Regions from separate parts of the Homo sapiens genome. Here region 1 is linked to region 2. A link is a contact called in ENCODE Hi-C or POLR2A ChIA-PET data. All regions are on one chromosome and are shown on one strand. Each heading gives the region's core, a stretch centred on a gene start or an enhancer-like site at or near the end of the contact. The rest is flanking DNA. Distances are from core to core; before and after follow the strand shown. Region 1 overlaps SRL (sarcalumenin). Region 2 has its middle 11 kb from the start of TRIDDENT.

Evidence for each region. A loop is a pair of places that touch in the nucleus more often than their neighbours do. ChIA-PET counts read pairs that join two places held with the same protein, here RNA polymerase II (POLR2A). Pooled maps may share reads with other maps.
Region 1: a loop to region 2 is called in a pooled map, with 3 times the contacts of the local background. The contact joins two enhancer-like sites. A Hi-C loop is called at or near these places in 1 of 168 maps with a recorded cell type or tissue (CD14-positive monocyte), 1 of 37 single-sample maps with no recorded cell type and 4 of 50 pooled maps. POLR2A ChIA-PET finds 5 or more read pairs at or near these places in 3 of 52 experiments (AG04449, AG04450 and T-cell).

The regions. Positions count from the first base shown.
Region 1 is chr16:4,230,066-4,233,577 of GRCh38, reverse strand. The region is part of intron 1 of SRL (sarcalumenin); the gene reads left to right. Among named protein-coding and RNA genes, the nearest start is that of SRL, 10 kb to the left of the region's middle. Within about 2 kb of position 1,502, at least 3 of the 41 ENCODE cell types and tissues checked have a DNase peak (open chromatin) inside an H3K27ac peak, as active enhancers do.
Region 2 is chr16:3,937,819-3,941,591 of GRCh38, reverse strand. No RefSeq gene overlaps it. Among named protein-coding and RNA genes, the nearest start is that of TRIDDENT, 11 kb to the left of the region's middle. Within about 2 kb of position 2,376, at least 2 of the 41 ENCODE cell types and tissues checked have a DNase peak (open chromatin) inside an H3K27ac peak, as active enhancers do.

The DNA of each region.
Region 1 (3,512 bases), core at 253-2,752, 290 kb before region 2:
GTAACTAACACCCCCCCACCAGCAGTCTATGCTCACTCTGGTTGAAGTTCAGAAGATGGTTGGGAAGGTTGGCTGTGCAGAGGGACAGGGTTTCAGCCCAACGTGCAGGGAGGGGACAATTGCTGGACGGTCAGCTTGGGGAGGGTGGAAGCTGTGCCTTTGTTTAATTTGCCCGTATTTCATCACGAACAGTGTAGCATGACGCTTGGCTCATTCAAGGCAGTCAACAAGGTCTAATGAATGACAGATGATTTGTGCAGGCAGAGACACCTGAAGATGGTGACAAAAGCCAGGAGGTGAGGAAGCTCAGAGCACGGCACTGCCAGGGACAGGATGAGACTAGCTCTGGCTAGAGTGTGGGGCTCGTGTTCGGGGGAGATTAGGCCACCCTGATGAGTTGGGGCCAGTTGGGAAGAACCTTGAATGCTGAGCCAAGTGGCTCTTTCTCTCAGCCCTCTGAAGACTCTAGCCTGTTTTCTTCCAGATAGCCCCTCCCTATTCCCCGCTCTCTCAGATATTTTTGGATGCTTCTAGAGCAGGGACTGTACTCTGAGCTCAAACAGGTGCAGACAAAGTCTGGCCTGGAGTTCTGGGCTTGTAGGAAGTGGCTTGTGCTGGGAGCTCAGGGGAGAGTCCCGGGGTTTGGGAGCCCCCGCCTCCCCCCACCACTGGATTGCTGCCAAAACTGCAGCCCCCGGTCCTCCTTCAGGTAGTCATTTGGCTAGGACCTAGGCCAGCTCAGTTTTCTCCCATAGAATTTCCCCTAGGCTGGGCACGGTGGCTCTTGCCTGCAATCCCAGCACTTTGGGAGGTTGAAGCGGGTAGATCCCTTGACCGCAGGAGTTCAAGAGTACCTTGGGCAACATGGAGAAACCCCATCTCTACAAAAAAATACAACAATTAGCCAGGCATAATGGCCTATGCGTGTGGTCCCAGCTGCTTGGGAGGCTGGAGCAGGTGGATCTCTTGAGCCCGGGAGGTCATGGCTGCGGTGAACTGTAATTGTGCCAGTGCACTCCAGTCTGGGTGCCAGAGCAAGACTCTGTTGAAAAAAAAAAAAATTCGTCTAGATGGCAATAGGTAAAGGCTTGACCAAGCCATTCCTTTGGAAGCCATGCCACTGATGGGCCTCCAACTTACACAGCATTTAGGGCCTGATGTGACCACCTGTGTCCCTGTGTCCACCAGAGAGGCCTCTAGCCAATTTGTTGATTACTTAGTGTCAAGTAGTAGATGATTACTTATTTTTCTTGCACTTACCCAAGGAGATCAAGAGACCGGGAGTGCTCTCTAGGACTTGGGAAGAATCTGGAAAAGAACTGGAGAAGTGTCAAGTACTCACCCTGTCCTGGGGAGACCATCCTGGCCTCGGGCTCCCAAGACACCAGCCCACCTCCTTTCCTGCCTTTGTTTCCTTTCCGAATTGGTAGTTAAGCTGGTGAGCACTCCACCAAGTCCCTCCTTGCTTGGCGCTGTCTACACAGAGGCAGAGCGGCTGGCCTGGGGTGGGGCCCAGCGGGAGCACCGGAACCCGGGGGCAGAGCAAATGCTGGTTTTGTCACAAATCAGCCGCCAAGTCCCTGACTATCTCTGCGTTTGTTTCTTCACCCATAAAATGGGGATAATGATACTTGCTCTATTTCCAGCATGGGGCTGTTTCGTGACTATAATAAGAAAATGGCTATCGGATGCTTAAAATATTTTTTGATAATAGATACTTTCTAAGCTTAAAAGGACTATGACAAGAATGACAGGTTATCACTCTTGTGAGTATGCGGCAACTTGATATTTGCCTCCAGTTTCCTGAAATATCATGAAACTTGACCAACCAGGGGAATCCATCAACACGCCTCCCCTGCTCAGGACTGTTAATATCCTTGGGATTCTCTGTCCTCAAAGAGCTTACAGACTAGGAGGGGAGACAGCCCCTGCTCATGACATGAATAGAGAACCATATAAGGTAGACGTAATCAGCAGCTAAAAATAAGCAGCCTGAGAGTGCAGAGAAAGGGGGAGCGGTTGTCGGGGCATGCTTCCTGGAAGGGGGGCTCGAGCTGGGTTTCAGAGCATGTGGGCCCCAGGATGGTGACGACAGGGTCTGCGGCCATGGGGATGGTGAAAACGATTGGCTCAGTGTTAAATGGTGTCAGGAAGCTCTCACAGCGCCAGGCTTAGGTGTTGGTTCCTATTTGATCTTCCTGGGACCACGGTAACAACTTGCCACAAAGTCAGTAGCTTAAAGCCACAGCAATTGTTTTTTTTGAGACAGGGTCTCACTCTGTTGCCCAGGCTGGAGTGCAGTGGTGCAATCTCTGCTCACTGCAATCTCTGCCTCCCGGGCTCAAGTGATCCTCCCACCACAGCCTCCCAAGTAGCTGAGACTATAGGCATGCACCACCATGCTCAGCTAATTTTTGTATTTTTTGTAGAGACAGGGCTCTCGCCATGTTGCCTGGGCTGGTCTTGAGCTTCTGGGCTCAAGTGATCCTACCTTGGCCTCCCAAAGTGCTGGGATTACAGGTGTGAGCCACAGTGCCTGGCCAAAACCACAGAAATTTATTCTCTGACAATTCTGGAGCCCAAAAGTCTGAAATCAAGGTGTTGGCAGGGCCACATTCCCTTTGAAAGGTCTAAGGGGGATCCTTCCTTGCCTCTTCCAGCATCCAGTGGTTGCCAGCAATTCCTGGCATTCTTTGAGTGGTAGCTTCATCACTGCACTCTCTGCCTCTGTCATCATGTGGCCTTCTCCCTTGTCTGTGTGTCCCTGTGTCCTCTCCTCATCACCTAAGGACATTGAAGATGTTGGGTTTAGGGCCCACCTAATCCAGTATGATCTCATCTTAACTAATTACATTTGCAAAGACCCTGTTTCCATAGAAGGTCACATTCTTCCTGGGTGTGGTGGCTCACACCTGTAATCCCAGCACTTTGGGAGGCCAAGGGGGTGCGGATCACGAGGTCGGGAGTTCAAGACCAGCCTGGCCAACATGGTGAAACCCCGTCTCTACTAAAGATACAAAAAAAAAAAAATTAGCCAGTCATAGTGGTGCCCGCCTGTAATCCCAGCTACTTGGGGGGCTGAGGCAGGAGAATCGCTTGAACCCGGGAGGTGGAGGTTGCAGTGAGCCGAGATCGCACCACCATACTCCAGCCTGGGCGACAGGGCAAGACTCTGTCTCAAAAAAAAAAAAAAAAATCACATTCTGAGGTTCTAGGTGGATATGAATTTTAGAGATACACTAATTTTGGGGGGCTTTCTCCTAGGGGATGGTCTTCCACTGGGTGGAGGGGGTACCTGTTTCCTTGGTCCACTTTGTTCCACAGCTCATGGGTTGCCCCCCCTGGCTGATCTGGAGCTCTGCAGACACACCCGGGCAAGTGTGTTGAATGAACAGATGGAGGACTGGCTCAGGCAGAGAATCTCAGGAGGTAGCCCGGCCTAGTAGTGGTGGTAGGTAGGAGGGTGGCTGCCCGGGTGGGGAGAATTGACCAGAATTGCCCAGTTCCTAGGG
Region 2 (3,773 bases), core at 1,127-3,626:
ATGGCACACCCGTATAGGGCACTTACCATAAATGGAGCTTGCAGGACTGGAAGTTGCTCTTGGTTAGTGGGTGGGTGGTGAGTGAATGTGAAGGCCTCAGACATGACTGTCCACCACTGTAGACGCTATAGACACTGTATACTTAGACCACACTAAGTTTATTTCAAATTTGATCTTTTGGCTGGGCACAGTGGCTCACGCCTGTAATCCCAGCACTTTGGGAGGCCAAGGCAGGTGGATCACGAGGTCAGGAGATCGAGACCATCCTGGCTAACACGGTGAAACCCCGTCTCTACTAAAAATACAAAAAATTAGCCAGTTGTGGTGGCGGGCGCCTGTAGTCTCAGCTACTCGGGAGGCTGAGGCAGGAGAATGGTGTGAACCTGGGAGGCAGAGCTTGCAGTGAGCCGAGATCTCGCCACTGCACTCCAACCTGGGCAACAGAGCAAGACTCCATCTCAAAAAAATAAAATAAAATAAAATAAAATAAAATTTGGTTCTTTCTCTTCAGTAATAAATTAACCTTAGCTTACTAGAACTTTTTTACTTTATAAACTTTTTAATTTTTTTAACTTTTTTACTTTTTTGTAAAAAAGTAAAACACAGCTTAAAACACAAACACATCAAACACATTGTACAAAGATATTTATTTTCGTTATGTCTTTATTCTATTAGCTTTTTTTTTTTTTTTTTTTGAGATAGGGTCTCACTCTGTCATCCAGGCTGGAGTGCAGTGGCACAGTCTTGGCTCACTGCAGGCTTCATCTCCCAGGCTCAAGCGATCTTCCAACCTCAGCCTCTCAAATAGCTGGGACTACAGATGCACATCACCACTCCCGGCTAATTTTTGTATTTTTTGTAGAGACAGGGTTTCGCCACCTTACCCAGGCTGGTCTCAAACTCCTGAGCTCAAGCAGTCCACCCACTTCTGCCTCCCAAAGTGCTGGGATTACAGGTGTGAGCCACTGCACCTGGCCCTATTAACTTTTTTCTTCTTCTTCTAGACGGAGTCTCATTCTGTTGCCCAGGCTGGAGTGCTGTGGCGCGATCTCGGCTCACCGCAACCTCCGTCTCCTGAGTTCAAGCAATTAATTCTCCCTGCCTCAGCCTCCCAAGTAGCTGGGATTACAGGCGCCCACCACGATGCCCGGCTAATTTTTGTATTTTTTAGTGGAGATGGGGTTTCACCATGTTGGCCAGGCTGGTCTCAAACTCCTGACCTCAGGTGATCTGCCCGCCTTGGCCTCCCAAAGTGCTGGGATTACAGGCAGGAGCCACTGTGCCTGGACAGCCTTTTCTATTAATTTTTTTTAAACTTTTTAAACTTTTTTATTAAAAACTAAGACACACATACACATTAGCCTAGGCCTACCCAGGGTCACGATCATGAATGTCACTGTCTTCCACCTCCACATCTCGTCCCACTGGAAGGTCTTCAGAGGCAATGTGTATGCAGACTGTCATCTCCTGTGATAATAATGCTTTCTTCTAGAATACCTCCTGAAAGGCCTGCCCGAGGCTGTTTTACGGGTAACTGTAAAAAAATATGAGTGCACTCTAAGGAACAATAAGGACCAGGCACCATGGCTCAGGCCTGTAATCCCAGCACTCTGGGAGGCCAAGGTCAGAGGATCGCTTGAGCTCAAGAGTTCAAGGCCAGCCTGGGCAACTTCGTCAAACCTTGTCTCTACTAAAAATTTTTAAAAAATAGCCAGGAGTGCTGGCGCACACCTGTAGTCTCAGCTACTCAGGAGGCTGAGGCAGAAGGATTGTTTGAGCTCCGGAGGCCAAGCCTGCAGCGAGCTATGGTCACACCACTGTACTCCAGCCTAGGCAACAGAGTGAGACCCTGTCTCTATAAAAACAAAACAAAATGAAATGAAAAAAGTATAGTGTAGTAAATACCTAAGCCAGTAACACAGTTGTTTATTATCATTACCGAGTATTATGTACGGTGCATAATTACATGTGCTAGACTTTTATATGACTGACAGCACTGTAGGTTGGTTTACACCAGCATCACCACAAACTCGTGAGGAATGCGTTCCCCTATGAAGTCTCTAGGCCATAAGAATGTTAAGAATTTTTCAGCTCCGTGAAAATCTTATGGGACCACGGTCCTATATGCAGGCTGTTGACCCAAACCTCTATGGGGCGCACGACTGTCCATCCCTCCCAGGGATCGGGCGAAGTGCTGGGCCTTGAGAAGGCATTGCATGGCACCGCCCAAGGATCCTGTAACTGCGCCACGCAGGGGTCGATGATCTGCCTGCGCCAGAGCAGGGAGACCCCGGCTGGCCCCAGGTCTCCCCAGGGTGAGCCTGGCGCGCTCTCGGGCGCCACCTAGCGCCAACCAGAGCCGGAGCGCTCAGACTTGCGACCCCAAACGAGGCCCCGCGTCTTCAGAAGTCCCAAGCTCCGGGACTGAGCGAGCGTGGCCTGGGCATCCTGGGATTCAGAGCCAGCCTCTGGCCGCCCTCGGGACAGGGGTCCACAGCCAGCGTCCCCCACGCGGCGTCCTGCCTGGGGTCCAGGCGCTCCCCCTGTTGGGTTTCTGGAGGCACCGTGCCAGAGGTGGGACGGGCGCTGGCTCAGGAACAGGGATGGGGTCCTAGTCCCTCCTCAGTCCTCCCGGCACCCCTTTCTTCATGCAGGCGGAAGTGGCTCCAGTGCCACTCAGGGGCTCTTCCAGCTCGGCAAGCCCGGGGCCAATTGCACAGACCGCCTTCAGCCCCTGACCCATCCTTGGAAACCGCCCGGACTCCTGCAGTTTCTTAACTGTGCAGGTCACAGCGGAGTCACTGTGGAACTTTAAAAAAAAAAAAAAGACAAGTATCTGGGCCCCACTTTAGACCAGTCGAATTGGGAGTGGGGGCGCTGGCCGTCAGTATCGTTCCCGTTCACCAGGCGATCCCAATGCACTGCTAAGCATTGAGAACGCCGCCTTACGCTTAGCGCGCGTCCCCTGTGCACGCCTATGCACTCCTTTCCTGCAAAATCTCACCTTGCCCTAGAAAGCATCCGCTTGGGGTCTAGCTCTGGCGTGTCTGACGGTACCTCTCTCACCCTGGATGGTGGAGGCAGTGAGGGAGGTGGAGAGGGGCTTCTTTTAACCAGAGGCCTGAGAAGCAGTACCCTCTTTGCTCCAACTCCTCGTTAGCGCAAAGCCAGGACTAGAATCTGGATCTTTGAATTTCCTGTCCAGTGGATGTTGCCAGATTTAGCAAATAAAAATACAGGGTGTATATGTAACTATGAGGGTGAGATCAACAATGAATAATTTTTGTAGTATAAGTATATCCCAAATAGTGCATGAGTTGGGATATACTTACACTAAAAAAAAAAAATTTGACATTTGAAATTCAAATTTAGGCCGGGTGCAGTGGCCCACGCCTGTAATCCCAGCACTTTGGGAGGCCGAGGCGGGAGGATCACCTGAGGTCAGGAGTTCGAGACCAGCCTGGCCAACATGGTGAAACCCCCATCTCTACTAAAAATACAAAAATTAACCGGTCATGGTGGCATGTGCTTGTGATCCCAGCTACTTGGGAGGCTGAGGCAGGAGAATCGCTTGAACCTGGGAGGTAGAGGTTGCTGTGAGCCAAGATCGTACCACTGCACTCCAGCCTGGATGACAGAATGATAGTCCACCTCAAAAAAAAATTAATTAATTAATTAAATAGGGTACACTGTATTTTTTCAGGCAAAATTACATCTATGTCTATCCATTTATACATATGTAAATAATACAGCTGGCTAAAAATTGCCCAGTG